Linked DNA regions of Mus musculus: all the other regions are linked to region 2. Evidence: chromatin loops called from intact Hi-C (ENCODE). Cell type or tissue: left cerebral cortex. All regions are shown on one strand. Links, peaks and the distances in the headings refer to the core of each region. The heading gives the core; the rest is flanking DNA.

Region 1 (10,672 bases), core at 1,050-9,049, 140 kb after region 2:
AAAAAACTGGCATCTTGAAGAGTTGAGCCTGTCCCTCCATGCAAAAGTATGTTTCAACTGTGCTTGACTGTTTATACATATACACCCCAGTGAAGGTTGGAGAGGATCACAAGACCCTCATGGACGATCTGACTACTCTCTGCTACCTGTTGCAGGTAACTCTGCTGTGATTGCTGTGGCCTCTCAGAGGGATAAGTTTGAGGTCAAAAAAGATTAGGAGGGGGGAACTCCATCTATACAGCTATTGAGACCCTCATCCTTGTGTGTAAAACCTTTGGGGGAGGAGTTCCCACACCCTAATAAGTATCCCTTTATCAATACTTTATAAGGAAACCCAATAAACTCCTTGGTTCTTCAGAGTGAACTTTCATGGAATTGTGCCCCAGTTTGCCACTAGGGCCATAGGAGAAGGTATAGACATTACTTACTCTCCATAGGAGGAATTTTTGTAACAATTAGTCACAAAATTATATCAAGTGTCAGATTTTGTATTACAGTGTATTTTCACTCTGACTCCAAAGACACCAAGAGGGTTGTATATGCCCTGAAGGGAGGGCACAGGTAAGGAAGTAATTTTCTTATGCAACAGAGTAGCACCTTTTGTATCTTAAAATTATTTTAAAAGATGCCAACTCCTTTTGTAAGGACATAAAACCAGTCTAGTGAGGTCATGCCAAAATCAGAGTAAAGTTTACCCTACTTGAGCTGGATGTCTAGCGTCTTAAAGAAAGATGTAGCTCCTTTTAACACTTTAGATGTGGTCTTTTGCTCAGAGCTATAACCAGATGATGATATTAGGTCTGTGTCTCAGGAATGGGCAGTATAAAGGTTCTACCTGCTTCTTTGTGTGGATATTGTACCATGTCTTACAAGGAGTATAAAAGTAATACTAAATTTCATGAGCAAGAAATTAAAGTTTTCTACAGAGAACACTCTAGTGGAATTTGGCATGGTATTGAAATGTTGCCTGGTAATCCCTATAGAAAAAAAAATCTCTCTTTTAATAACTAATGTATTTAAGTAAACTATTCCTTGAACTATTATTGTGCTGATCAAAACCCACAATGACTTAACTGCTTTTAATTTGTCATTTAAAAAATGTAGGTAGATTTGTGAGATAGCTTAGCAGTAAAGGCCACAAATGCCGGAGTTGAGTCCCTAAGACCCACATGGTAGAAGGAACAACAGATCCTTTCAAGTTATACTCTAGTGAGTGCGCGCACGCATATACACACACACTATAACCTAATGTTTAACAGATATTTAGAGTAGTTTCTGGTAGTTTTTATTAGTGAGCTTCACTGCTCTTCCAGTTATACTGACCCATGGTGGAGGTACCAGACTCCCTGGCAAAATGTTTGGGGGGGGGATCAAAACTGAGGAAATGAAAATACCAGGGTAGTTTATGCCACTTAGTCCAGAAAACCTATCCCAAGAGGGGCCTAGTTGCTAATATTACCTTCTCTAGAGGACTTTACTGTTGGTGGGAATGCTGTGTCTATTGAGCAGCTCATGCTGTCTTGGCTTCCTCTGTGTTCCAGTGGACAAATGCAGGAGGTTTTTTTTTTTTTTTTTTTTTTTTTTTTTTTTTTTTTTGGAACTGAGCTATCTACTTTCAACAGCATGGTAGGGATCAAAAATGGTATTCAATACATGGGACACCCAGTGTCTGATGTTAGGCAAAACAATCAGAGAAGCCTGCAGATGAAGGGTCTTTCCCCACAGGGTCTCTAGTGATAGATAGATAGATAGATAGATAGATAGATAGATAGATAGATAGATAGATAGATAGATAGACAGACAGATAGACAGAGCGAGCGAGCATGGTTTTCTAGGAGTAAGATAGACATGGAGCCAATGAGAGGAGTAATCAGTGTGCAAAACATGAGGGCAAAGTCTAGGGTTGGTGAACATGCTTTAGTTGTCTTGTTAAGTGGAAAATCACAGTCCTTCACCTAGATATCGTATCTATGAGGGTTACAGACCCAGAGACCATTGCTGTGGAGGGATAGTGCATGCCTTGTCGAAATACTCTTGCAACACTCTATGGAAACATTCCTCCAATGGAAGCTGTTGCAGCATGACATGGGAACTAACTTCATTCAGAACCTCCAGAAATGACTGTTGTTAATGATGTCAGCACATAAATTTCATGAGGTTGATAAATCTACGAATAAGGAGGTTGGAGATAAAAACAGATTTTTAGAACAGGACCATACCATACTTGCCAGTTTTGTTTAAATGTAAATTTTAATTTTAAGTGAATTTTGATGGAGAAGAAAAGAAATTGAAACATTTCTGAAGTTTAGAAAGCTATTTCTTCATATAAGGGGTACTTTGGATGTTAAAAGAATACTGATTATGACACATCAAGTTTATGGTGCTTTAAATTTTTTTGAGGACATTAGTTATTTCCTACCACAACAACTCAAGTTAACTTGTCTAGACTTCTTTGCTGCTCCTCTCAGTCTGTCATTTATAGCATTATCCATTGTTGAGGTCTGATAGATAGATAGATAGATAGATAGATAGATAGATAGATAGATAGATATACATATATATATATATGTATATGTATATGTATATGTATATAGTCCTATGACCCTTCCTACAGTTATATGGATTTGGGTTTATTTAAATCAGTTTCCTTGCAGTTTGGGTATGATGAGATCTTGTCATTGAACATCTTTATAAGAGCTCACAGTACGGTCACTATGTGGCTGGTCCAGTAATTACCAAGTGTGTAAATGGTGGCTTCACTGGGTAACAAGCTCTCTGGCTATCCTTTTCCACCAGAGCTTTGTGTACAGTTTCACATTGCCTTTTGACACTAAATATTAATTTTAGCTTTTCTAGTCATCTCATAGTTTCTCAAATCTTACCCACAACTCTTACTGTTTATATGACTGGTTTGGGTTTGAGGTCACCATGTTTGAACTGAGTGATAACCCAGAGCCGTTCTCAGTTGTAATTCATTTTCTTTGGTGCACAGTGTGCACTTTGATATCTTATTTTAGAGAAGTTTTCAGTTTTCCTAGGTTTCTTTTTCTTCCTTGCTTTCTACTTTCTCTGGGACTGGAACCCAGGTCTTTTGGAAGAACAAGAAGAGCTCTCAGCCATTGAACCATTGCTCCAACCCTCATTTTATCTTGACACAATGTTTTATAGATGTCTAAACATGTTTTTAGCTGTTCCATGCCTCTTAGAAATGTGAAACTCTCTTGACTCTTCATGCGTACTTCTTTAACCAGTCTTTGTCACTGTGCATCCCATTCTCCTTTGCATATACAAAGGCCTGGATCTTCCCACCTCGCTTGACTCAGAATCTCACTGACTGACCATGCAGTATTCAGCCATGTGTATATTATCTGATTTTACAACGTGGGCATTTCCATAATCTAACTCTTCTTCTACATTAACTCTTAGACTTTATTGCTCCACACAAAGTATCCATTAGTCCAAAACAAGAAGGATGGTGCTTAATGCTTCCCTGAGAGCTGTGCTCCTGAGTAAAGGACCATTCTAAAAAGTCAAAGGACCACTCTTTACTATTCAGTTGATATGGAAGGACCAGGGTCTAGCAAAGCTTTGATTTCTAACACAGTACCACCCCAGTGATGCACTTCGTGATTGTGAATATCATCTTCAGAATATTTCGGTTTTTTTCCCCCTGTGGACTCTGCCATTTATCTGGAGAAGACAGGATAATCTGACAGTGAAGAAACCTAGGCTGAATCCAGAAGAGGCTTAGAACATTCAGAAGTAAGCTGCATAGTCTGTAAGTGAGCAGAGAGTCCTCAGCTCTTGCATTTATCAGGATTCGCTAACCTAGATATTTATTCCTTAAGAAGACTTACTGGAAAAATATTAAACTAACAATTCATTAACATCCACTTTTACAATTGAAATTCCAGTAACTCTTTTCTTATTTGTTTTTTAAAATGATGAAACACATTTGACCAATACAGAATAATTGGCTAGGCTATCAGAACCCTTTGGTTCCTGGGGTTAGAAAGATGCTGAGGTAATGTGGGAACAAACTATCACTAGATTGTAGAAGAGCTCAGCAATGTCATCCTGGGATGGTAGTGTTCCATGGAAGTCATCTTCATCCTCGGCCTCCTGACTTCTTTTCAGCCTCTCTTCCGCCCCAGGCCTTTGGGGTCAGAATGTAGGGATGACACCACTGTCGTATTCAAGACTGAATGTTCTTTAGTTATTATTCTTAGAGCTCTGATGGCTTATAAATATCTGATTTAATTGCCACCCTCTACAAGAAAACAAAAAACAAACAAAAAATCCGATCCTCTCTACTTCAGGCTAAAAGCTGCATCAGTCTTTGGGTATAAATATTTAGATGGCTGTCTGACTGCATGTTCAATAGTGGTGTGTTGCTTCCTTGGGCTCATGCCCTCAACAACTATAGGCTTCTGGCTTGATTTGTAGTATAAGGTATGTATAGTCTTGCTCATGGAACAGGGCTCACATCTAGTCATTGCAAACATGTACATGTGCGCGCACGCACACACACACACACACACACACACACACATATACAGGCCCTCCAACTTTCCATTGTGAATTGAGGAGGTACTCATGGAAGCTAATTGACTGCAAATGGTTGCTGAAGGAAGTGATGTCATTTCTCTAATGCAGGCGCGGGGACTAGGTGAGAAGAAGACAGGGCTCAGAAGGAGGGATTGGAGCACACCTGAGTAGTGGGGTGAACAGAACCACAATGCATTGTATGTATGTATGAAACCTGTAAGATCAAGGAAGGGTAAGCAGTTGGGCATCACTCATTACTAGGGCCTCATCCCTATTTCTTGCCATATGTCCTTTCAAGGGAAGTATTCTATAATTCTTCCGTTGTAGTTTCAGGTTATTTGGTTACTTATTTTGCTTCCTATCAATTTTGAGTCGTACCTATTTTTCCAAATTTTCAAAGACCTCAGTAGAATGTTCTATGCCTCCCTCTACTTCTCTTCATTGTAAAATATGTTTAGAGAATTTTGATTAACATTTTAAATTTTATTATAGTGATAATTGATACTATAACACTGAGTAGAAATAATAATGCATCCAAGAACTAAAGATTTTCTAGTTCAATAATTAATACAGTTAGCTGCTGAAAATCTGCTCTAATAATGCTCACTTTAGTTTCCCTTTTCTTTTGGGATTAATATTATACTTGTATAAATCACAGAATAAAACATATGCATTTATTTTAGATAATAAAAACCTTTTTCCTTTACTACTTGGTATACTTAGAATATACTATAAATGTGTACTATTTATCTCTTTACTAATACATTGAAATAATATATGGACAAACATCCAAATTTTAAGTAAATTTGATGCAAAACATATTTTCTATATTATTTATGTAGTATTGTAACATAATCATAAGTGTGTAGGTTCAAGAATTAGCATACATTTATTTTAAATAATATAACACATTTATGAACAATTATAAATTTATTATTGGTTTCCCAACTCTAAAGTCACAATAAAAATATTTTAAAACATATGTTCTAATCTAAAAGCAAACTTAATTTGTTTTTTTATTCTTATTTGCAATTAGGGAATTAAAACTTTAAAATTCATAGAAAAATTACTTCTGAGATTTAGTGTTGTGTGCATTCCTGGAGAAATGACTGCTATAGCTTTAAGATAAGGTAGTCTGGTGATTCATTGCAGGAAACAAGATCGATTTGGAGCAGACTCCTACTGTTAGCTTTTTTGAAGATGAATTCTCACGCTGAAAATAACACAACATATTCTAAATAACAGCACCCCCACACACACACCCTGAAATCCACCAAAACTGAAGAAAAATCCAAGTGACTGTTCTTAGCAGCTGTGTGGCCTGGAGTTCACTGGGGAAGCTGGCTTCCTGCAGTCCCCTATTCATCACCTGCTTCAAAGACAGCCTGGCTGGCTATAGTTTGCAGGCCAGGTAGGGTGCCATTGTGCACAGTCTGGGAGGATTAGTATCAAAGCTGCGGCAACCAGGCCCTTGGTCTCAGGCTGCCATTCAGTCTAGCAGGGAGAGGCTAAGACTGGCCAAGGTCACAGTCTCCAGTGTGGAGTGGACTGGGAAAGGATCCTGAGAATAGAATGCTTTTTATGAAATCATGGCGCAGGCTTGCGGCACAGCAGGTGCCCTTCTGGAAGACATAACATCTGTTTATGTTGGTGTGCCGAGCTGACAACGAGATAATAGAGCTTTGAAATTTATCATTTTATTTTTAAAAGACAACTGTATATACAATAATCCAGATGCGTATTTAGCTCAGATCTTTTATGGGGAAATAATAAAGGGAACTGATCGACTTAATTGTTGCTTTTTACATGTTTATATTCCAGCAGAAAGCAAGGCATACTGACTAGTAACCGTTTACAGCCATTGCTGATCAGTAATGCCTAGTTCTTGGGGAGGAAATACCTAGTATTCAACATCAATTTTTTCAGTGTTCAGACATTAGTGTCAACAGATTGCAAAGGATTTCCTGAATATGCCAAGCATATTGAATATTAGGGGTTTTAGATAAAATGCTCCCCATCAAATGAATGTATTTTAAGGGTGAGGTAATAATGACGCAAAAATAAAATTTTCAACTTGGACAAATTAGAGGAAAATTAAGCTGTACATGAGTTGTCATGACGACAAGGATGTTCTGTTGATGAACTGTCCTCCTCATTGTCCAATCAGATAGTAGAGCTGAAGCTGGAGCATGAACAGGAGAAGACGCACCTATTACAGCAGCACAGCGCAGAGAAGGATAGCCTAGTCCGAGACCATGATCGGGAAATTGAAAACCTGGAGAAACAGCTTCGCGCTGCCAATATGGAGCACGAAAATCAAATTCAAGAGTCCAAGAAACGAGATGCTCAGGTAATTATCAATAATATTTGCTAAAACGGGTGTCTATCTTAAAAAGTCATCAGCGTTTCATGTTTTCTTATTCTTCTTGATGCACGCTGTTTGATCATTTGCAAAACTGACATATAAATGTGATTTTTTTTGTTTTCTCCCCCCGCCCCACCCCCTGTTTGGAGGATGAATAAGGCTTTAACTACAGAAACCACAGGTAGCCAGATTAAAAATCCCATGGCGCGCTATAACTTGGTCCCTTTTTTTATAATCTTGTCTCAGTTCCTTTCATGATTTTTTTTAAAGGTATGCCCCTTACCCCTCCCCTCAGCCTTAGAAAATCCCTAAGAAATATATTAGCCTCACCCCTGGCTTTTTGTTTTAATCTCTGAAGGCAATCAAGTAGCTGCTTTCATATTTGCTTCTCCTGCCTATTGTTGTTTTTCTCCATGAGACTCTATGTTTGATTACCTTACTTGGATGATAATTGATAAAAATGACTCCAGAGAAGTGCTCTTTCTCATCAGGTCTGTTGCTTTTTCCTGCACACACACACACACACACACACACACACACACACACACACACACACACACACACAAGCCTCCTAGCCTCCATCTCTGTAGTCCCTGTTGGAAGCCATTTGGCAGAATAACCCCCAGCTGTGGTAGCATTTGACTCTTCAAACTTATGGATGAAATGTGCACTGTCAGCATGGAAAATTATCTTTATAAATTTCAGATGAAAAAAATCTTATTGGGTATGTATCTTTGTGGTACAATACATTCTTTAGGGTATATATAATCAAGGGCCTTTAGTATAGCCTCTTGAGCAGATTGCTGTGAAATTTTATTAAAGAAAAATGTAAGAGCAATTGACAACAATAAAAAGATAATTTTCTTTTCTAATAAAACCATATCATCTAGTGGGTCTAAAGACCTCTTTTGCCACTGAAATCCAAGCATGCTAACCACACTAGAAGCAACCCTGGTTATCCTTCCTTCTAAAATAAGAGAATTTCCAAATAGCAAAAGAAATCTTCTGGTTTGTATGTGTTTAAGCAATTCTGTAATTACCTAAACATCAACACATTTTTAATTAAAGAAGATGTTAATTTTTTGAGTGGAGAGCAGCTGGCGGTAAGGCAAAGAATGGGAGTTGGGTATTTTTCATTTGACCTTGGTTTGTCTTATTTCAGAGAGTAATTGGTACAATAGGAGTAGACTTGATCAGATTTTCTGTCAGTAATAGACATTTTTAGGGATGTATGTTTTGATTGCTTTATGGGTATGTGGTTACTAACAGGTGATTATTATAATACGCATGGTCCGAGAGTAATCATGTGGTTTCTAACAACGTTCATTATACTTTTGCTATTAACCTCATTAGAATCTTTAGAAAATATATGCTGTTGTTTTTGATTTTTTTTAAAGACTATTTTCAAACTTATGTTCTCCTTCAGACATAATGTTAACCTTACCATTGTCCTTCCATGATAAGGGACACGAGGTCTGGATCAGTATAGGATCTGTTTGCATGGAAAAATCGCATAATAGATACAATAAAACCCATTAGTTTGCTTACGTGCTGACTATTTTGGTGCTGTGGTGGAAAGCTGACACACTAGATGCCAAATTTATAGGAAATCTTTCTTATTTTGCATATGCCGTACCTGCCATGTAGGGCGCGGTTCGTCTGATCATAACAAAAGGGAAATTTCAGAACTATTATGTGTAATTCAACCATAGGAATGATGCAATATGGCTGTTAACTGGGTTTATGCTCATCAAAGTATTCACTGGGAAGACTCTGACCGTTTTCGATGCTTTGGTTTGGGAGATTTCACACATTTTGTGTTTTTCTTAAGCATTTGACTAAGTGAGATTGCTGTCATGGGAATGGCAGTAAGCCATGCAAACCCGGAGTCAGTTCATTCCTAAGCAACATGAGACGAATTGGGTACACATTGGTACCTAGATGTGTTCAGAGAATATACTTTTAAAGACCTTTTATTAACAACTACAGTTTAGAAAAATCTTATGGCTACCAAAACACTAAAAATGTGTGTCTATGGTGCTTATCTGAAGATATTAGCTCAGTATCCTTCAGGTAGCTCCTTAATTTTTATATTATGTCTTTTTATGATTGTGGCCTAAAAATTTAATGTATGATGTCTTGGAGTTATTGAATTCCATTCACAAATTTAAAATACACAAAATGGCTTGATGTTTTTCAAAATAGAAAATAAAAAAACTCACCATGGTATTTGATGTAGAAAAACACATATATTTTAAATATTAGATTGTTGAATTTTTTATTTCCAGAGAGATTTCATTTTCAGCTAACATTTGGTTCATCCAGTTTAGCATTGGAGGCCATTTTGTACAGTCCCTAGCTGGCAGAACACTACTGCAGTGTCTGATTTGGATAGTGTGGCTTTGTTTGCCGCTCTCTTCCATCAGATCCTGAGACTGAAGATAATATAAAAAATAAATCATTCCAGCTTCTTCCAATTACAGAGTATAGTATATACTGAAAGACAATGGTTACTATTTAGCTGTCCTTCTCTATGTAAGACTTGCCAATTAGGAACATCCTTTTAGTGAATATGATTATAATTGTAACAAATTAAAATTTACCCTAGTGATTCCCCCTTTCTATAATAAGGATATCACTTGTAATACATTTAAGAATAGTTAGTCCCCACCCTCATCTTATTAGTTCATTATTCTATGTGTATGTGTCATGTTTCATACTTTTTAGCAACAGAATATATTATTATGTGATAATTATGCTTGCTAAAATGTACATTAAATTTTGTCACCCTTGTTTAACATGTTCAGTCTGGATTTGTCTAAGATCATGTTTTAGAAAAAAAAAATCCAGATCGATGGAAATCAACACCATGGCTTATTCAAATATTTTCATTAACCAACATTCTCTTACTGAAATTGGAGAACAGTTTAATTGACTGAATCATATTTTAATATAAAGAAAATTTATAAATATCATCTTATAAAGCTCTGCTTAGCATGGCAGTTCTGTATGCAATTGTTACTTTGCTTTAGTATTAGCACATAGTGAGTTCATAATGTTGACCTGGAAGAAAAATAAATCCTAAGTTGTATCGACTTGTGGTTGTTGGTTGTCCATCTAGGATGATGACCCTTTCAGAGATTTCCTAATCTTGTCTCTGGTTGGCCTCAATGGGAGGTTTATATGAATACCAAAAGACAGTTTTATGGTGCCTTTGTGACCACCCCAGAGGTGGTGTTACCACCTTAGACGGTCCATGTGACCTGTTGCAGGATAGATAGATCAATAAGATAGGGCAACTGGCAAGCACTGTGAGCCCCTCAGGACAGCGTCCTTGGAGAAACTTATTAGCAATGTCTAAAAACATGTCAAACGTATGACTTCTATGTGCTCTATGGATTTTGCATGACATTGGCATACTGAATGTTATGAACTTCTTAAGTGAACAGTCATGATTCTAATCATGATAAAACAACTTTTGTGTAGTGAGTAGGTAAATCATCTTCATTTTGCTTTATTGATTCACATTTAGAAGTTCTACCCATTATAGACGTACTATGAAATGTAAAATTATAGACGTACTATGAAATGTAAAATTATAGACCTCTACTTTAAAAACTTTCCTTGGAAGATACTTATTTTTAAAACTTTTAAAAATTGTATTTTAACAGCATTACATTTTCTATTAATTTGCATACATGAGCACAAGTTATAAATTCCCATTGATAATTTGGATATGTGTACTGCAATGAATTAAGC
Region 2 (10,672 bases), core at 1,073-9,072:
TTGGAGTCCAGTGGCCATAGATATTTGTGCATTCCTTTTGGGTTCACACTATCAAAGCCACATTTAATCTCTCTTAGAGATATGTCATTTTTACCTTTTGACTTTTGGCTGAGAATATTTGAGAGAAAACCTCAGCAAGATTTAGAGAGCTTGTGTGCCTATGGATCTGTATGTGAGGCACACACTTATCTTAAAGGACTCTGTATGTGAGTGTGTGCTTCCCACCTTCTCAGTCTCACCACAGGGTTACCCTGGCAAGTCTGCCTTTCTATACAGGTAGTGCTCAAACCTTGCTTGAATTTCAGGTCTTAATTTGGGGTCTTTTGTTGGTATGAGAAACTGAGAATGAGAAATTGTTTGTTTTAAAGGTCACAAGCCCTGGGTTGGGAATGTCTTTAGTGTGTACTTGCTGGAAATTGAAACCTTTCTTTCTTTTTTTTTTCTTTCCACATTTTCTGATTAGGCTAAAATAAGTTAGTTGCATTTTAGTATTTACCTGGGATTATCTTTAGTCTAGTATTATAAAACTCATTAAATATACCTTTTATTTTCCATATTAAGGTGATATTTACCAAGCTTTCTGTCTCCAGACCATGTGGATTGGTCTTTTGTTTTATGCTAAATATCATTTTCTTCCATGTCCTTTCAGCCTTCTTCATGGTAGTACGTAAACTCTTCCCACCTCTGCCAGGTGCCTGTCCTACCACAGAACTTGTTGCTGTAGGCTTTAGTTATTTAACTGCTTCTAGGAACTAGTTTCTGTCTTATTGGTATATAACTCTGTAATGACTCATCTTAAGAAGTAAAAGGACAATGATTTTATTGCTTTGTCTATGTGTTGACTGGCTGGACTGAGTGGAACCACTCTCCCTCTTTGGTTTGGCCTGCACTGATCTAGAAACTAGACAAAGCAGTAATGTTGAAAATAGCTCACTCCTTCAGTTGGCATCTTGGTGGTGGGATGGTTAGGTGGCTAGCAGACTGTTTTAGCTCTGAAGGCTGGGGTCATTTTGCCATGCAGTGTCAGAGTTTTCCCTTTTCATGTCACTTTTCCATGTGGCCTTTCCATGTGATGTTCTCTTCTCTCCAGTAGGGCATTCAGACTTCTGAATGGATACGCAGCATTTCATTGTGTAAAAGTGGCTGTTCCAGGGCTACCTTAAGGCTTTGTCCTAGCACTACCAGAGTTTCAGTTTGGTGTGTTTTATTAAAGAAAACGAATCACAAACCCAACCTAGATACAGTGTGGAGAGGCTATACACGAAATTCAAGAAGTGTGAAGTACTCCATCTTGGGATATGACTCATTGCATGGTCATCACAGATAAGAGGGACATAACAATTTAGTTACTAAACCAGCATAAACTTGGTTTAAAGTTTATGGTTTTTGAGGCTATGATATGTTTGTTTATGTGTGTACTGGTGTGTGCATAGTGTGCCAGTGAGTGGAGTAGAGTGGTTGATCACAAATGTCTCCATGTGAGTGTGTGTGTGTGTGTGTGTGTGTGTGTGTGTGTGTGTGTGTGTGTGTGTTTTCATTGTCTCTCACTGAATTTGAAGGTTCAGAGCTCACCAGTTCAGCTAGACTGGCTGGCTGGTCAGAGAACTCAGGGTAGCTGCTTATCTTTGTCTCTTAGCTCTGGGGTTACACATGTGCCCCACTGTTGGGCATCTGAATTCAGATCCATAGTCTTGCATATTGGGCTGACTCTCCAGCTGCACTAATTGCAATCCTTTTTGGAAATCATTTGACATGATTTTATAACTTTCTTTTTAGAATGTTGTGTATGAGTACTGAAAGTAAATCATTTCTTCCTCCTTCCTCTCTCACAGTTTCTCCCTCTTCCCCCCTCTCTCACAGCTTCTCCCTCTTCCTCCCTCTCTCACAGCTTCTCCCTCCTCCTCCCTCTCTCACAGCTTCTCCCTCCTCCTCCCTCTCTCACAGCTTCTCCCTCCTCCTCCCTCTCTCACAGCTTCTCCCTCCTCCTCCCTCTCTCACAGCTTCTCCCTCCTCCTCCCTCTCTCACAGCTTCTCCCTCCTCCTCCCTCTCTCACAGCTTCTCCCTCCTCCTCCCTCTCTCACAGCTTCTCCCTCCTCCTCCCTCTCTCACAGCTTCTCCCTCCTCCTCCCTCTCTCACAGCTTCTCCCTCCTCCTCCCTCTCTCACAGCTTCTCCCTCCTCCTCCCTCTCTCACAGATTCTCCCATGTTGTCCTTTCAATTCATGACCTCTTAGTTATTATTTTGTGCATATTCACACATATGCACATGTGCACACACATATGCATGCACTGCTGAGTCCTATGTATGTATATGTTTAGGATTGATCACGAGGGATTGGAAACCTGTGAACAGTTCTTCCCTGGAGAAGACTGATTCTCCTCTTCCAGAAGCCATTAACTGTCTGTAGCTCTTCATGTAGGCTTGGAGGCTGTGAGATTCCTCCTGTTGCTGGCAAGGTTATGGATCCAGAGGAGAACCTATTGCTACATTTAAATCCTTACCCTTATACCCACAGGCATGAAGTCTAAGGACATCAGGAATGCGTAGACAGTTGGGTATACATTCTCAACAAATCTTTTTTCAGTACATGACAAGTTCCCCAGAACCCACAGCTGGCCAACATTCAGAGACCAACTGACAGTTTAGCTCCTAACCTCAGTGGGTACATCTGTCACACAGCCTCCGACAAAGCTCAGGGAACATCGTGGCAGAGGGCTGGGAAGACTGCGAGCCAGAGGCCCGGATGACTGCTCTGATGTAGTTTCTTCTGAGTACTACAGAGAAGCTACATGGCACCATGGCCGTACCCACTGCAGTCTTTTCTCAAGAGCAAGATCTCCAGCTGAGTCTTTGGTTTCTTGGTGAGAAGACTGACTTTGATTTCCTCTGGAAATCCTTTGGTCATCTCTGGAATCAAAACCAGATAGGCCTTCAGTTTCCACCGTGTTCATCCCAGGCAATGGTGGCGTCTGAAGGTCAGCTTTCAGGCTTCCCTTCTGTACACATTCTTTTCTTTTTTTCTTTCCCCTCTATCCCTCTGTCTCTGTCTGTCTGTCTCTCTCCGTAGTGTTTCTCTCCTAGTTAACTTCATCTGTTAACTTCATCCAGTGATACAGCCTGGAATTATTTGAGGGAGTGTCACCTTGTTCAGATTGGCCTGTGGTATGTCTTTGACACATTTTCTTGATTACAAGCTGATTGCCCAGCTTTCTGATTGGCATCTTCCCCAGGCAGGATGGTTCAGACTGTATAAGAAAGCAAGGATTAGAAGCTAGGGAGCAAGCCAGGAAGGGGAGGTGATCTCCATAGTTGCTGCTTTAGTCCTTGTCTTCAGGTTTCTACCTTGAGTTCCTTTCTTGACCTCCTCAAAGCTAGACTGTGACCTGGAAGTGTAAGATAAAATAAAATTTCTTACCTAAGTTACTTTTGGTTACAGTTTTTATCACAGCAACAGAAAGCAAACTAGAATAATTTCCAGCTGAGACTGATCTGGAATTTTGTAGCTCAGGCTGGCCTTAAATTCATGGTGAATTTTCCTGCTTTAGGCTTTGTAGCTCTCGAATTACAGTCATATCCACCATGCCCAGGTCTGTTTCCATGTAATCTAGAATGGTATTTTATTACTATATTTTAAAAATTGGACTGGGAAGTGATAGTGCATACCTTTAATCCCAGCACTCGGGAGGCAGAGGCAGACAGATTTCTGAGTTCCAGGCCAGCCTGGTCTACAAAGTGAGTTCCAGGACAGCAAGGGCTACACAGAGAAACCCTGTCTCAAAAAACCAAAAAAATAAAAATTGTATCCATTTTATTTTGCTTTCTCCTTTTGGAATTCATAGTATTCCAGTATTAGAGCTGCACTGTCTTCCTTGCTGTCACTTTGTCCTGTATTTTGAAACCAGAAGTTGCATGCCTAGAGCTTTGCTGGCTTTCCTCCACATGGCTTTAATTATATATGATCAGTTTGGTTCTATGTAGATTTTAGGATTAATTTTTATTTTTCTATGAGAAAAGCAATCAAAATTTTGATGTGTATTGCTTTGAGTAGTATAAATCTTTTAACAACATCAATTTTTCAAGCCCATGAACATGGAATACCTTTTTATTTATTTGTGTCTTTCATTAGTGTTATATAGTTCTGGCATATATCTATTTGGTCACATCAATTTCTAGATATTCTACTCTATTTTGATATTGTTATAAACAAGTTCATCTCTCTCCGTTTCCGTCTTAATTCTTTTTTCTTTTTTTAATTAGATATTTTCTTCATTTACATTTCAAATGCTATCCCGAAGGTCCCCTATACCCCCCCCCCGCCCTGCTCCCCTACCTATCCACTCCCACTTCTTGGCCCTGGCATTCCCCTGTACTGGGACATATAAAGTTTGCAAGACCAAGGGGCCTCTCTTTCCAATGATGGCCGGCTAGGCCATCTTCTGCTACATATGCAGCTAGAGACATGAACTCTGGGGGTACTGATTAGTTCATATTGTTGTTCCACCTATAGGGTTGCAGACCCCTTTAGCTCCTTGGGTACTTTCTCTGGCTCCTCCATTGGGGGCCCTGTGTTCCATCCAATAGATGACTGTGAGCATCCACTTCTGTGTTTGCCAGGCACTGGCATAGCCTCACAAGAGACAGCTATACCAGGGTCCCTTCAGCAAAATCTTGCTGGAGTATGCAATGGTGTCTGCGTATGGTGGCCCTCTTAATTCTTTTCTTTTTCAGACAGGGTATTGCTGCTGCACATATAGTCCACATTATTCTTTAGCTTGTTGCATGGCCCAGGCTGATCATGCCCTGCCTCCTTCATGCATGACACAGATCCTGCAGGTTTTATATTTTCAGGACGTTTTTCATTTTTTCTAAAGTATCCAATATGCCATATGACTGATGGCAGTATTCTCTGGAAAACATTCTCATTTTTGATAAATTAATCGTGGCATCGCCTCCTTTGTTCCTGGTTTAGGTGAGCCTCATCTTTACCTCAGTGTCTGGAGCTAACTAAGTGTGTCACTTGGTTGATCTTCTCAGAAGATTAATTCTTTTCGTTGTTGAGTTTTCTATAATCTTTTTTATCTTTGCTCTAATCTTAATATTTTCTATTTGTAGGATTTGGGCTCAGTTTTTTTCCCCTAATTTTTGAAGGTTTAAACTTAGGTTGTTGATTTTTCTTCATTTGTTAGACTTGTATAGCTATAACTTTTCTTCGAGGCATTGCTCTCACTTCATATTGTACATTTTATTATGTTGTAATTTTCAGTTGTTTCTGTGTTTTCTAAATTTGCTTATTTTGTCTTTGATCCATTGGTTAAAGTGTATTGTTTAGTTTTTCATTTTTGCATTTAGCATGGCCATTCTGTGAAGTGCTTTCTGATGGTTTATAGTTCCTTTCTTAATTTCTTCTTTTTTATTGCCTTTCTTTGTGATTTGATTGTTTTTGGTTTGCTTGGATTGTTTTTATTTATATTTTATATATTTACTACATTAAAAATTATGTTACTATACAACTTGCATAAATCATGTTTTAGTTATAATGGGCTACAGTAGTCCATTTATCCACAGTTTTACTTTCCACAGTTTCAGTCACAGTGAACTGTAGTATGAGAGTATTAGGTAGAAAATTCCAGAGATAGCTATAAAGATGGCTTAGTGGTTAAGAAAATTGCAGAGATAAATCATTCATGTTTTATACATTGTGCTTGTTCTGGGTGTACAGTGAAATCCCATGCGTTTGCTCCATCTCCACATGCATGCTCTGTGTTCAGAATGTGTTGTGTTTGGTGCGCCCCGGTACTTAGTGGCTGTGCCTCTTAGTACAGTACATACGGATTTAGTGCCGCCCACTGTTGAAGCCTCCGCCGGGGAGGGGTTGGAAGGAACGTGTTTATTTTAAGCCTGTGATAACAACTTTGATGAATACAAGAACTCTTTACCCCTATTCCCTGCACACATCTTATTAATGTCCCCATTTTTACCCTTTTACATTAGATACCATTCACAAATGACTGTAGCTTTAGTTACTTTTAAAATGTGTGTGTTTATACTGAATTTGAATGTTAAAATTGCATTAATGGACTGATCTTTATTTGCTTGTGCAATTGTCTTTACTAATGGGCTTTACACTTACACGCTTATTCATGTTGCTAACTGCTTTACTCTCCTTTGACTTGGGGACATCCCTGCAGCATTTCTTTTGAATTAGGTCTAGTGACAGTGCACTCCTTCAGTTTGTGTCTGTAGCGGGGAAATGCTTTCTTTTTTAGAGCAAAGCTTTGCAGGACATAAAATTATGGTAGCCCCCCTTTTTTTCCTCTTTCAGTCCTTTGAATATATCACCCCAGTCTCTCCTGATTTGTCAGGATTCTGGGGTGACGTCTCCTGGAAGTCTTCAGAGGCTCTACTGTATATTAGTTACTTCACTCTATTTTTTATCTCTGATCCTTTCTTTGACTTTTGACAGTATGATTCATAATGTGCTACAGTGCAGCTCTCTTTTCATTTGGGTTGTTTGCAATTCTTCAAGCTATATAAATCTGGATGTCTTTTTGTCAGTGGACTCCTGCAAGCAGGCCTGCTGCCCATTTCTGCCTTTTCTTTTTCAACAGAGTACTGCATGATGGTCAGATGGGCGATCCTTTCAGTTCTGTACGCTTCCTTCACTCCCACTCCATTCCCTGCTACTTTGTTTCTCCAACTGGATATTTTAAACCTGATGACTTGGGTTTACTAATTCTTTTTTGTGCTCTTTATAGTGAATGTTATTGAATCCCTCTAGTTAATTAAAAAAAAGATTACTAATTTATGTGTGTGTGTTTGTGTGTAAGCCTTGTGTGTATGACTGTGTGTGTATGTGTGTGGGGGCCATGTGTGTGTCAATGTGTGTCTGTGTGTGAGTGTAGGTGCATGTGGATATGGATGGTGGTATATGTATATATGAACAACACCCAAGAGGGTGTTGGCTTTCTTGAAACTGGAATTCAGTGTTGTTTGTGGGACCTTTTGTAGGGATAATCTCTTGTGCACTGTGTGGAAGCATCACCTGTCAATGAAAAGCTGATGGCCAATGAGCTGAGGCAGAATTAGAAGGTGGGACATCTGGGGAGGAGAGGAACTCTTGGATAGAGTCAGGCATGAAAGTTTCACTCTTAGGGAGTCAGATGTATGAAACCAGGAGAGGCATGTAACCAGCCATGGTAGCAGACATAGAATATGCAAATGGTTTTATAAGTTATCAGCTAATGGGGAACAAGCCCTAGCTTATGGCCTAGGCACCTAGTCATATGTAAACGAGCCTCTGAGTTGCTACTTGGGTACTGGGGTGCAGGTGGGCAAGCCCACAGTTACTCCTTTGGCTCAGTACATGGGTGATAGGATCAAATGCCAGTCTTCATGATAGAGCAGCGCATGCTCCTCACTGATGAGCGCTCTCCAGACCTCCTCTAGCTACGCTTGTGGTTCCGTCGTTGTACTCTTTAGTCCCCGTGTTTTGTTTTTCTTTAAAAATATTCCAATTATTTAAATTCTCATTTTTTTATGTTCAGTGTTTCCAAGCATATTGAGTATTTTGGTGATACTTATGTATTTTGACAGACTTTATTTTATTTTATTTTATTTTATTTTATTTTTGGTCTCATTTCCTTGGCCCAGGGTAAGCAGGCTGGCCTCAAACTCATGACAGCCCTCTTGTCAGTAGGCTGGAATTGCAGGCATAAGCAAGCAGACTGGGTACAGGTCATTCTTGGGCTCCTGCTTCTTAAGTATTAACTTCAGGAGATTCATTTCTTCCTTTGTTTGGGCCATAGTACACAATCCTTAATACTTCGTGTTGGTTTCTTTATATGTAGAAAATAATCTTCTCTCCAGTCCCTTGGATTATTTCTTTGAACGGTGGAAGACCTTTAAGAATTAGTTGGAGAGAAATTCTGTGGCCATTGCAGCCTTTCTGTGGATGTGTCTTCTGACGCATGCATAACCACCCGAGGGTTGTTTTGCTTGTTCTTTCTTGTTTTCAGGAGCTTAGAACCTCCTGTTGCCCTTGGTGTTGCTGCTGTAAGTTGTTTGGGTCCTCTGGAGCAGTAGAGTCCTGACCCAACTTTGGGTTGCTTTTCTGTTTGTGTCTTTTCTTGTGCAATTAGGTTCTACCTGATCCCATTATAACATCAAAACAGGTTAAATAAGTCCTTTGGGAAGCTCCTGAAAAAGTTTGAAGATATCTGACTTATTCTTGCCTTTTCTTTCCCTTCTTGTGAAACTGGAGTAGTAGAGTCCCCATGCATCTAGAGAGTTCTGGCCCCGTCATTGCCTATGTCATCTAGTCCCTTAGGCATCCTTCTGCAAGGCCAGAGTGTTAGGTGTCCCAGTTTTCTCCCTCCCTGGGAGAAAGTGATGTTTGGGCGATTTAGTTGTTAGTTCTGTGCTGAGCGTGTACTCTAACTACCTAGTGCACAAATGGACACTTGGTGCGTTCTAGCAGTTCATAACCTGACAGCTTTTAAGAGCTCAGATTCAGGTGAGACCGAAATCCAACTTGTAAGTTGGACCTGGAAAATCAATATGGTGGTATGCAGCCTTCTCTTTCTTCCTCACCCCAGGATGAGGCTGGGGCCGGAGAACCCACACATGTTCCCTTCTACCTGTTTTAATGCACGTGGTTGTAGCATTGCTTGTGGTGCAGGAGACTCTAGTCTGGTGTTTCCATGGTGCACACTGGAAATTGGTTCATGAACTGAGGCAGGAAGCCCTGAGGTTTCCCATTCTACCATCTTAGTGGCATCAGTTCTTGTAGATTATTTCTGTTGTGGAGAATATTTAATTGATCTTCCTTTGGGTTTTAAATCTTACTAACAAAACACTGTTTAGCTTTGTAATGGTACAGGGCAAATCTACATTTCACTGGTATTTGAAATAGTTTAATGGGGTTATATATTTTAGCACTAGAAAAAGTAAAAGGGAAAATATATATTTTCTCTAGTGTTATTACTTAGTAGTAAAAAACATGTCAGGGAAAGTTACTAAGATACTAAATTTTTTCTTTCTGTTAGCTTTGGCACTCTGAAATTAATTCACACCCTTAAATTGGGCACATATACCAGTTATAGGCTGGGCAAGCATCAGGCCAGGTAGGTATTTTGTATGGCAGGCAGCCTTGTTATTCACAGAGACTTGTGGGTTGGCTTTCCTCCTACTCATTGTCCAACTTGCACTCTGACTGCTCGTTCCATTACCGCAAGTTTGATGCTGTCTTTGTATATACCTAAGAGTTCAAGTTAGCTGTATTTCCAGCTGAAGACAGCTTCATGGCATGGAATTCAACTTCTGTGCCTAGTATCCTGTTTCTTGTGCCAGCCAGATCCTAGTGATGATATCAACCTCCTCTGTTAGTTGGCCTAGTTACCCTGACAAGAAGCTGGTTTCTGCCCTGTCTCTGCTTTCCTTGGCTTGTATTGGTGCTTATTTTAGGAACTTCCTACCAGCGTAGTTTTGGACATGTTGAATTGGAGGCAGTGCTGTTTAGTTTGTATTTGTCATGGAATTGGAGGCTGAGAGTAATATGAATTGGGGTTGTATATTTGGTAAGCAAAGCCTTCCCTTGCTATTTGAAATACCAGAAGTATATTGGTTAACCAGGAAAAGCAGATACAACTATAACTAAAATAACTGAGGGTAGACATAGGACCCTAGTTTTATAAACATGTATTGGTAGGGTGGAGCGGGGGCTACTGAAGGGTAGTCTGAAGGATATCTCTGAAGGGTAGGATGACTAAAAGTCATTTGGTAGTTGACTGACAAATAAGTGACAAGCTAGGGTAGGAATCTTTTCAGAAAACTTATTGTGAAGGGAAAATATTAATATTATTGCTTGGTACCTAGGAGCAGCTATGTATGAATTAATAGTTTGTCCTTTTATGCATGTTCCTATGCAATAAATAGATAAATGTTTCAGGCCTCCTTTTTATTAATATTTTGTATGAGAAGTACTTTTAATATTTAACCATTTTTCAATTTTTAACTATAGCTCCTTTTATGATTGTTTAATCAATTCTCAAAAAAGAATAGGCTACTGCTTAGAGTATCAGGTTGTATCTGCCTATAAACCAAAATTTAAATGCTTGTACAAGTTCAGGCATGTTGACTAATAAAGTTATTCTCAAAATATTGCTTGTCCACTTTTATCATTTGCTTTTAACTTGTTGCCCAGCTGGGAAGCTTACAGGCTTATAAAGCATAGCTCTCTTCAAAGCAGCTTATGCAGACATTCAGCATTGCTTAGTAACCAACCCACAGGATGCTATTTTATTAGTGTTACCCTACCCCAAGCCCTACATTGCTTTAGCACTGTCTTTTTGATCTAGTAGTTTGCCTTTTTGGGCATTCATTTTAAAGTTTGCTTTATTTATTTATTGAGTATGTGTGTGTGAGGATATGTGTGCCACATGATGGGAGCTAAAGTAGAAATGTGTGGAACTGGGTCTCTTTCCACCTGTATGTAGGTCGGGAGGCTCAGACTCAGGCATGCGCCTCGGTGGTGCATCTTTGCTGCTGAGCTGCCCTTCTGTCTCCTTCAGGTGTTCTCATGGCGTGAGGTTTGGGTAGGAAAGACATTCTTATATAGTTTATGGTTGAATATTAGTGATTTAACTTAGTATATAGAGGTCTCCCAACTGACCT
Region 3 (10,672 bases), core at 1,225-9,224, 290 kb after region 2:
GTCTTTACAGCACTGCAGTTAATTTTTAGGTTCTCTAGTGGGTAAATATTTGTAAAGCACTTAGAACAGTGCCTGGTGTATGGTGCGAGCTCTCTAAGTGTTTATTTTAAAAGCAACAAATACTTCATCAAGCATTTTTTGATAAGTAACATTAGCAGAATATGAATCAAAACCAATAAACCTCAAAAGGTTCAAAGTGGCCCCAACTCTGTAACAGAAAGTGACTGTGTCAGTCACAGAGCTGGGGTGGAAAGTGACAGCTTTCTAGACAAATAGCAGTGGTCATGTGCTCTTGATACATTTTAACAAAGTTAGAGTGTAAACTGGATGGGACTGCAGATGTGGAAATTTGTGGAGTAAGCTATAAGCACAGTTTTGAAAGGATTGTTTCAAAAGTAAGGGCTAGGAGACTGCACAGGAAAAGGCTGGGTGTGGTATATCTATCCATTGTCAAACACTTCTCTGCAATACTTTGTTAGGGCTGGGAACCAGCCTTCTAGGATCTCACAGGTTGTGTCACTTCAGCCTTACTGCCATGACTATAAGAGCCTGCATGGATTGCTCCCTCCTTCCAGTATGCGATTCAATTAGACAGCACTTGCCTATCTATCTCTATTTCTTGAGGAAGTTCTGTCAGATTTAAAATGAAAGATTGGTGATACAGCTCAGTGGAGCAGTATGCATGAAGCCCTGGAGTTGTTTTGTGGGTGTGTTTGTTGTTTGTTTTTAATGTAACACTATTTCATTGCTTGAGAATTTTATGTATGTATACAATGTGTAATGATCAAATCTACCCCTCATTTCCAACCCGTAATGCATCCTGTGTCTCCTACCACGGTTCCCTCCCAATTTCTTATATTCTCTTAGTGCTGCCAATATATGCAGGGGTTTGGGGTCATTACTGGAGCATGTATACACATTCAAGAGTATTATTCCCCAAAGAAAACGGATTCTTCCCCCTCTTCGCCATCAATTGCCAACAGTTCCTCAGCTAAGGGTGGGGCTTCCCGATACCTCCCCCACTGCCTGCTAGGATTTTGTCTCGAATGATCTTGTGCAGATCTTGGGCTTGCTGACAAGGCACTGTGAGTTCATGTTTGACTGCCAATTGTGGCCAGAAAACAATTTTAATACAGTCATCCACCTCTTCTGGCTTTTACAGTCTTTCTGCACCTTCCTCCTGAATGATCCCTGGACCTTAGGAGAAGGCATGTGACATAGATGTCCCATTTAGAACCTCTGAGTTTGAGCCACAGCACTAGAAAAGAAAGAAGGAAGGAAGGAAGGAAGGAAGGAAGGAAGGAAGGAAGGAAGATGGGAGGGAAGGGGAAGGGAAGGGAAGGGAAGAGGGAAGGGAAAAGGGAAAGAAAGAGGAGAAGAGAAAAGAAAAAAGGGCATGGACTGTGACTTAGAGTTTGGGATGAATGTTAAAATAGCTACTGAGTTTGGTGTGTGTGTGTGTGTGTGTGTGTGTGTGTGTGTGTGTGTGTGTGTGTGTTTGGGGCAGATGTTAAGTCTCAGCTCCATCATTTTCTGTACTATATGGTGATAGGCAGGTTGCCAAAACACTTTGTGCCTCAGTTTCCTCACTTATAAAGTGGGAGTTCATAATGATGCTGCTTCAAAGAAAAGAAAGAACCGATAGAAATTCCAGCTACTTTGACAGTTGTTTCTAATCCCATAGAATGTCTTAAAGTAAAAGGTGAGGAAACTCTAAGAGAAATCAAGACAAAGATATGGAAAATAGAAACAGTGAAGAGATGACAAAACAGAGAAGCTGGATAGATGAGCAGACATGCTGAAACCATTTCCAAGAAATGAAGGTCTGTGTGCTTGACAGGGAAGGGGCCCTGGATAGGGTGGGTCACTCTCGCCTATCTGAGCACCAAGGAAAGGTTGAAGATCTCAAGCACTCCCAGAGAGCAGGAAGAGGGTCACATCTAAGAGACCAAGGCTTGAGTGGCAGGAGGACAATCACGTTCTAAGCAGTGTGGACTTATTCTGGGAAGGCTACCCTAGTTCCAGGAGAGAAAACTTTGATTTAGATATATTTGTCACTTCAAAAGATTGCTCTTGTGTGTTCAGCCAAGTAGGGGCTCAACTCTGCTTAGTGGTCTGAACTTTTCACGCCTGTCTTTGTCTGAGCGCACTTATTTTCCTTTTCAGCTAAGGTGAAGAGCATTCAATTCACCCCCTTCCTTCCCTTCCTCCTCTGCCAGTTCCCTGTCCCATTTGTCTCCCTTTCCCTTCCTGCTCTTCATTCTCCCTTCCTTTACCTTTGAGCCGCCACACTTGCTGTGTCTATTTCTGTCTCTCCTTCTCCCTTTTTCTTTCTATCCACAGAAGTCTTATGTTTGTCTAATAATTGGCAGGAGAGATCTTTTTTTCTTGCTTGCTTCTTCAGTGATGAATAGTTGGCGTCAGATCAAAGACGAGCCCTGTGGTTTTCTGGCTGCCCAGAAGGGCGGTGCAGCTGGCAGGCATCCCAGCTGCCTGGTGATAGGCATGTGGAAGAGATACCAAGCTCACAGGTCACTGTGTGTGTGTTCGTGTACGTGTGTTTTGCAGGCCAACAGCAGGCTGAAGCAGATCGAGAAGGAATACACTCAGAAGCTTGCCAAATCTTCTCAGGTAAGCATGAGCCAAAGACACAAAAGAAAACAATCAATCCAAAAGCAAACGCAAAAGGGAAACCGACAAACACAACAAAGCCTTTGTACTTCAGAGTTAAATCGAATTCTTGTCAGTTTTTCATGGATTAGTATGCTATTTTTATGGGTAGATAAATAAAATATGTTTTTAATACTTCGGTCTTATTAAATTAGGAATAATTGTACATATTGAACCATTTGAACCAACATACTACACACACACACCTTAATGTTCTCACACACACACACACACACACACACACACACACACACACAAAGATGTTGTAAAACTAGCTAGCACACTGAGCAAGCCCAGGCCGAAACACATTTCACAAGGGCAGGAGATACACACCTACATTTGTGATGTAAGCAGGTTGATAACATCTGTTTTTCCCTTTTTTTTTTTCAATATTCTAACTTGTTGCACCCATGAGCTAGCTTGTTAACTAATTTAAAATGACATACAATTCTAGGTTAAATTATAAGCTCAACTGCTGGCTTCTTCTGGAGGAAGGAAAAGAATCCCTGCATCCATCGCTGGCTGGTTAACTCTGGCTGTTTTCCTACAAGGAAGACTAACAGTTAAAACGCCACCTCTGCTTGAGGGGTGATGCTGGCAGTACTTTTGCTGCACGAGTTGGTCCATTTTCCAATAGCTTCAGTTAGGGAGCATCAAACCTCTGGAGTACCGTGAGTTCTCCTAGATGTAACCAGTGGTTACCTTCATTTGGTAAATGAATAACTAAACCATTTAGTTTTACAGTTTTCCTGTCTAGTGATTTTAAGTTTGGCTTTAGTGTCGTTGCCTGTGTACAATGGTGTATAAAGTGAAATTCATGTAACATTTTATGAATGCCTCATAAAAGGAGCAACAGAACAGATGGCAATACCCAACATTCCTGGGCAAAAACCTAGTGACTTTATTCAGTCTTCCGTATTGGCTCCGTTTTCCAGTTGAGAAAACGGAGAGTTAAGAGCTGGCTAAGGATGTAGCTCAGCAGTAGAGGGTAGAAAACAGAGATCAGAGAGATGAGCTCATAGGAGTTAGCAAGTGACTAAGCCAGGACTCAGCCTGGATCTGACTTCAAAGTGGCAAGCTTGACCTTTGACATACCAGCCTGCCCCAGTGCTTCACCTTCCCAATACAGCAAAACTTTGAATATGGTTATCAGGAAATGTTAATTCTGTAATTGTTTCTAAAATGAGCGTGTTATATAATTCACAAACCATTAAGAAACCCAGAAGTCTCTAATTGAATAGTCATATGTGTTCATGTGAAAGATGATTATGGCATGGTTGCCATTATTCCAGCCCTTAGGAAGAAATGCCCTTGTCAGTCTGCCAAGATGATGCTTATAACCAGCTGAAAGAGATCTGAGCACTCCCAAGTTAACGTTGAAACAGAAACATGAAAAATTGCAATTTGGCATCGTGCTTCTTTTGCTTTATTTGAAATGGAAGATAGAGACAGTAAGATGGAAGCTGGCTAATACAAGTGCTTAACTCACAAGAGTGTGAACAGAGTGTAAACTTAGGCTGAGCTACAGAGTGTGTGCAGAAGACTGGTCAGGTGACATTAGAGCAAATTAAATGCTAGCGTGTAGAAAAGCCCAGGAGTCCACAGGCTGGGTTGGCATACCAGACAGTGGTGCCACCTGTGTGTCCTTCAGGGAGTTTACCTGCCACCACTGGAATCTAGTTTCCTCATTAGTCAAGGAAAGATTATTACCTACTTCTTAAGACACTGTTAACTAGTAAGTAAAATTAATAGCCAAAGCACATAGTGCCTTGTATGTACTAAAACATTTAATAACTGTTAGCAACCTTAGGTGTGTGAATATTTCAGTAGGAAAAGGAAGAAGAAAACCAAGGAAGAGATCTAGAGGAAAGTTGGAATTTTTTCATCAGACACCATGCTTTGAGGTGCTTAAAGACTGATGAAATTTCTCTACAAAATTTGGAAATGTGCAAGCATGCTATTTTTCTTCAAGACATTAAGGGAAAGGCCGTGGGAAAAAAACCAGTAACTATCAGGCACGGTAATCATTTCATAAACTAAAGATCAATTGATGCCAGAAACACACATACTAAAGGAATGTCAAATGGAAGATAGCCTTACTCTGATAACAGCACTCGTCTGTACCCATCTCTGAGACAGTGAGTATTTATAGCCATGAACTGGCATTTGAAAGCATTCGCCTACAGTGCCAGGCACTACTGAGAAACAGATTATTTTTAAATAAACATTTTCAAAAACTCAGAACCATGGACTGTTTGTGCTTTCAGATGCTAGTTTGTAGAAATCTCTAATGCATATCTCATTGAGCTCATGAGAGCGCCAGAAGCAATGTTGCTTCAGTGTGTTTATTGGAATTTTAAAATCTCCCTCTTAAGAGCAGTGCAAATGTGAATATAGTAGAAATGGGTCCATGGGTGCTCAAGAGAACAGCCGTTTAAATTTAGAAAATATTTGAAATCTTTTCCTCCTGTAAAGGAAGTTATTTGATCTTTGAGATTTTATCAAAAGCTTTGGTCCTAGTAGCACATGTGCACTTCACCTCAGCACACTCAGAGCCTGTGCCCCTTGTGAACCACACAGCGTTCATCATAGCACAAGGGTGGCATCATCTCTGGCCATGGGACTTCTCCCAGTCACAGATTTGTTCTTTTTGTCTGAAGATTAGACAGTTACCTTGCCTTCTGAGTCTTCACAGTTCAGATCCCAAAACAAGGTATTACAGTTCTACAAAAGTATTCGTAGCTGAAGAGGACCAACTGCCACATGAACCCCACCCCCACCCCCCTGCCAATCATCCCTCATCACTACCCTGGCTTGCTTCCCCTTCATGGTGCAGATTAATGCCCCAACTGTGTCCAGGGGCCATGCCAAGAAGTAGAGGGTAGCAGGGGTCTCTGTCTTCCTGTATTTTGTTAGGAGCCCCAATACCCTCCTGTCTTTTTTAGGTGTGGTTTATGTTGGCTATTGAACTTAGAGGAAGAGTTTCAAAGTGTACCAAAATCTAGAAAAAAACGTAGAATGATTTAAAAATCGAAATTTAACCTCTATTTTACATTCTGTAAAGACGTTAAATACGATCCTAATATCTATGTAAAGTTTCATTGCTTAACAATTATTAGCAGCTATTATTGCTTTCATGGATCAGGCTGCTTATAACACCCCTCCCAAAACAGCCCCTGTTGTTAACCAGAGCGTTAATTTCTCATATCTACGTGGAAATGTCCGAATCCAGTCCTTACTCTGAGGTAGATAGAGGTTGAACACTTAGTGACATTTTGTGTTCCTTATGATTCTATCCAAACTGGACATTCCCAATAATGATTGTCTATAATGTATTATTTTTCTTTCAGAAATTTTTTACTATTATTTATGGACTGGCTAGATTATGTCAGTTCAGTTTTCCAGGTGATGAGTGTTTCCTATTTAGCATGGTAGTTCACTACTTTATTTACCATTATGATCACTACTCAAATATTTAGTGAGTGCTAGTGATGTATGCACTGAGCTAAGGTGAAGAAGTGTGTTTTCATACACTCTTAAGTCTACAGCCAGTAGACTTGACTGTTGTGTTCCTTGGCTACATTCTGCTTGTAAACCTAGTGTTCTGATCACCTCCTAGTCTGAAATATTAAATCTCTTTAGGTGACAGCCATTCTACCCACTTGTCTGGCTGTAGAGTTCGTTCTACTCCAGTGTCCTGACACTGCCTCATGTTCCCTTCATGAGCTTTAGAAAGAGCCTTCCAGATATGATCCCATTGTCCCACAGACGTCCTTATTCCCTCCCCTACAGACTGTAGAGGCAATCATGCTTTCCTTGCAGCATTGCTTATGCGCAGCTCCTTCCAACACCTACACTCATTTCTTCTTGTATGCATTGTTCACAATCCTTTAAAAATGAGGGATATCCTGGTTTTGAGCCCCTAAAATCATTTGAAATATCCCCAAAATATTTTTATCTTCAACCTTGGCTGCCTCAATTTTTTGAGGCAACATTTCATGTAGCCCAAGTTAGCTTCAAAGTCAACATACAGCTGAAACTGTCCTCCAGCTCCCGATCCGCATGCCTCTACTCTCACTACTGATTTGCTCAGTCCTAACATTTGAGAAAATATATTTTGTACTTTAAAAGTATACCATCACTACCAACTACCACCTCCTACCCGCCACTACCACCTACCCCCCATCACCCATCTTATCACCACCCACCCAGAGTAAACTTTCATGAGTATAGCATATGAGCATAGTTAAGGAGGAGACAACCTGTTTGGAAGTATGAACTTCTCTTTGATACCAAAATCTTGTTAAAAAACAAAAAGGAAACTGGCTCACTGGAGGATGAAGCTGTCTGTGGGCTTCAATTCTTACCTAGCTCCATAGCTGGGAATCATCTTCAACAAGGTGAAATATCTAACCTCGCTTTGTATCTCACAGTAGCAAGTGATATAAAAACTTTAAATTTCAACACAATCCATAAACAGTAGTTAATGCCCAAGGGTTACTGCATAGAATTAAGTGGCCATGAGGAATGAACTTACTTAGCTTGCTGGGAGTTTGGTGGGTGGTGGTGGGGGCGGGTGGTGATGGGGGTTGGGGAAATGATAGGTGGTGGTAGTACAAAGTCTTACAAAAGTCAGACCAGCCTTTCTCACTCTTAAAAAGTTTATTTCTCAATAAAATACAATCTGACGCTTTTCATTTTTTTGAGATCACAGATGTTCTTTCTTCTGATGAGTAAATATTGTGGAATGTTAGAGTGGAAATGTCTTCCAAAAATATTTGGTTGAGCAGTTGTTCACCATTCACAGTTTTATTGGAGCCTTTTATTGTGTGGAATTTTGTGCATTATCCTGAGTGATATGTTAATTGAAAATGTTCAGTTTGTGGAATAGAGTTTTGCCAAATTCATTCTTTTGTTAAGCATAAATACATATAAAATAGATGCCTCTTGCTGGAGAATTTGAAGTTACAGCATGCTGTTTTCATTTTAGATCATAGCAGAACTTCAGACAACCATTTCCTCTCTGAAAGAGGAGAGCAGTCGGCAGCAGCTTGCTGCAGAAAGGCGGCTCCAGGATGTTATACAAAAGTTTGAAGATGAGAAGCAGCAGCTGATTAGAGATAATGACCAAGCAATCAAGGTAATCTGAAGACTCCAGCAACCAGTGGTACCAGCTGCTTTCATGTAATTAAAAGGAGGCTGGAATCTCAGCAGTGGGCAGATGAACTCAGGTATCTGGCTTGCTCACACAGCCTGCAGTAATTCATTCACTGGACTCTCTACCTTTGATGTATCCAGTGACTCAGGCTGACTTCCCTCCAAGAGATCGCATGCCAGCATAAAAAGTCATTTTTGGCAAGCTTTAGCCATTCATATTGAACAACTATCTGAAAAATACCTCGCCTTTCTCTTGAGAATTACTTTGGAATTGTCTCTTGAAATTAGAATGAGTGTTTGAGCTCAGCACTGCTGCCTAGCACATACAGAAGTCAGCTTTCCATTTTTATCTGCTCTTTGCCCACATCCTTTCATTGTGCAGTCACTGAGTGAGCAATAGCATCTGTCCCCGGCATGGAATGCCAGCCATCTGATATGCTTTGACGTTGCACAGGGTTGATTGTTGCTGCTGAGAACTTTGGTTGTTTCTAAATGGCTTCAGAGAACCATTCACACCTTAGTAGCAACAGAGAGCTCCCTGGACCTGATCCTCTGGGTTAGAGGCAGTTAGAGCTCAAAGAAGCATTGTCCTTGGCTTCATAGTGGCGGATACTATTGTAAATGTCTACATCATGCTGCGATTCATCTGTAAGGAGCAGCATCTGGAAACCTTTATAAATAAGGCTGAAAGGAGAACAAAATTGTTTTAAGGGATGCCCAGCAAAAGGTTATTTTTTACTGCCGTTGCTTTAACAATACTTAAAACATGTAGAGTAATCATAGACAGCAAAGAAATTTTTGCTCTGTGTGTGTGTGTGTGTGTGTGTGTGTGTGTGTGTGTAAAATGTAAGCCTACATGGTATTGAATACAATAAAAGGCTTTAAGCGATGGAAAAATCTTTTGAGACAAGTACAGACAACCTCCTAATTTTACAGGATTTGATTAATAATGAGTTACCTATTTATTTCTACTTGTAAGCTTTTTGCATCCCTGGGTTATAAGACAAAAGGGGGGAAACAAAAGCCCATTTCCTTTCATGTTGTGGCCACCAAGAGCGTCCATCTTCCCTTCGAGTTCTTGCCACTGAGAGCATCTGTCCTCCAAGCCCCTTTCGATTGTGGATGCCCACTTTTCACCACAGTCAGTGCATTGGCCTGGTGTGAATGTCTGCTGCATGACCTAGCTGTAGAGTTTGTTTGAACTGTTTCTTACATAAAATTACCTTTTAAGTAGATTTCTCTTCCACTTATATCCAAATAACCAAGTGGTTGGTAATTTCCAATTTTCAAATAAACAAGTGGATCCCATTTATAAGCAGAAGAAGACATGAGTTAGGTTACCCCAGCAACCATCCTAGCATTGTTTTTAGAGGATTAAAGATACCTTGAGAGAATTGTAAATAGTACAATTACCCATTTTTAAATATTTATTCTTATAGTTGTACTCCATTTGCATGATAAAAGGGAAAAGCCTTTTAATCATAACTTCAGACCCATCCCAAATCACAGACTGAATTTAAATATGGCAGTTGATATGTATATAACATGTGCAGAAACATATGTAGTTTATTTTTCCTGATAGTAACAAATTACAGTTACAGGTCAGTTAAAAAGCCATGGCACATTCCTGTAATTGCAGCACTCTGCTAAGGCCAAGGGAATCATGAGTTCAAGGCCAGCCTGAGCTTTATAGCAAAATCTTGTCTGGAGAATAAAAGTTTATTAATTAAAGAAAAAGTGGAAATGCAATGATAGTGTTACTTAGTATGTAAAGAGACCAGGTTGTTTACCTACCTCTATTAACACTGTTAAGATAAAAGTTGATTTATTAGCAGTTGTTTATTTGACTTTTTCCTCTGGTGTACTCTCTCTCTCTCTCTCTCTCTCTCTCTCTCTCTCACACACACACACACACACACACACACACACAGAATAATAGGTGATATTCATCCAAGCCTCACCACATTCTGGCTTCTCTAACAAACATTTTCATTTATTTTTGTTCCATTACATCACTTAGCTCTTACAAATTCTTTTGCCTGTTTCGTACTTTTTATTGTCTTTAACTTTCGGAAACCAATCACATGAAACTACAAAATATCTTGACATGTGTACATATAACTCAAATTACCTCTTCTTCATCTATACATATACAACTTGATTCTTAAAAGGTAAAGAAGGGAAGGTACATCCAAGGACAGGCCTGCAGACTATTAGAAAGACTTTAATTTTCCACCAACCTAACCCCAGTTCCATGCCCAGCACTTAACTCTTGGTCATAGACATTTCCAGAAAGTTCTCTCATCCTCTCTGAGCTTCCAGCTCTCAGGCAGCCTGCCCATGTCTCTGAGGGAAGAGGCTGGAGCACTGCAGTGCTCTTCCTCGCCCCGGCTTCTGGAGGCTTCTCCTCTATGTCCCTCTTGCTGTCCATCAAAGCTCCTACTCCTCAGTGGGGTTTTGGAACAAAAGTAGGCACCATTCCTTTCAGCTTAGTCTGAGCTTGCTGGATGTACAGAGGAGTCTTGGTCACCTCAACACTTATAGCAGCTCCTGTGGGCTTCTCCAGGTCTTCTCCTATCCATGCCCCTCTGGTCCTCCAGTCCTCCAGCAGCTTCAGGGCCTTGTGGCTTCTCAGCTTCCTTCTCTGCTTCCCCACTCACTCACACTTCCATTTCCCCAACTCTTAGGGGAATCTTTCTAAGAAATGGATCTCCTGGTCATGGCTTTGGGGAGACAAAGACGAGATTGGATAACCAGTACAACACCAATCTGGCCAACAACTAGTGTTCAAGGTTCAAGCCACAGTCTTTTCCTTGAGAGACTGAGCTGTTTGTCCACTGTTATG

What was found. A loop is a pair of places that touch in the nucleus more often than their neighbours do. Peaks named below come from ENCODE experiments on the same cell type or tissue, not always from the same donor. Only the 100,000 strongest peaks of a DNase experiment are listed, where the experiment ranks them.
Region 1: a loop joins it to region 2, with 2.2 times the contacts of the local background. A loop is called at or near these places in 3 of 42 quality-filtered maps.
Region 3: a loop joins it to region 2, with 2.7 times the contacts of the local background. A loop is called at or near these places in 3 of 42 quality-filtered maps.

The regions. Positions count from the first base shown.
Region 1 is chr11:108,599,498-108,610,169 of GRCm38, forward strand. It overlaps Cep112 (centrosomal protein 112), which reads left to right. Exons shown (of 27, transcript NM_001373899.1): 20 at 6,716-6,898. Among named protein-coding and RNA genes, the nearest start is that of Gm51924, 35 kb to the left of the region's middle. In left cerebral cortex, for the core only: no CTCF peak of the experiment used is centred there; a DNase peak (open chromatin) is centred at 5,802; H3K4me3 peaks cover 1,053 bases; H3K27ac peaks cover 478 bases.
Region 2 is chr11:108,458,489-108,469,160 of GRCm38, forward strand. All of the region lies in intron 4 of Cep112 (centrosomal protein 112), which reads left to right. Among named protein-coding and RNA genes, the nearest start is that of Cep112, 39 kb to the left of the region's middle. In left cerebral cortex, for the core only: a CTCF peak has its summit at 5,784; DNase peaks (open chromatin) are centred at 5,833 and 6,618; H3K27ac peaks cover 339 bases.
Region 3 is chr11:108,750,010-108,760,681 of GRCm38, forward strand. Cep112 (centrosomal protein 112) reads left to right here. Exons shown (of 27, transcript NM_001373899.1): 22 at 2,569-2,631; 23 at 7,661-7,810. Among named protein-coding and RNA genes, the nearest start is that of Cep112it, 62 kb to the right of the region's middle. In left cerebral cortex, for the core only: no CTCF peak of the experiment used is centred there; DNase peaks (open chromatin) are centred at 2,482, 4,849, 6,846, 7,780 and 1 more place; H3K27ac peaks cover 589 bases.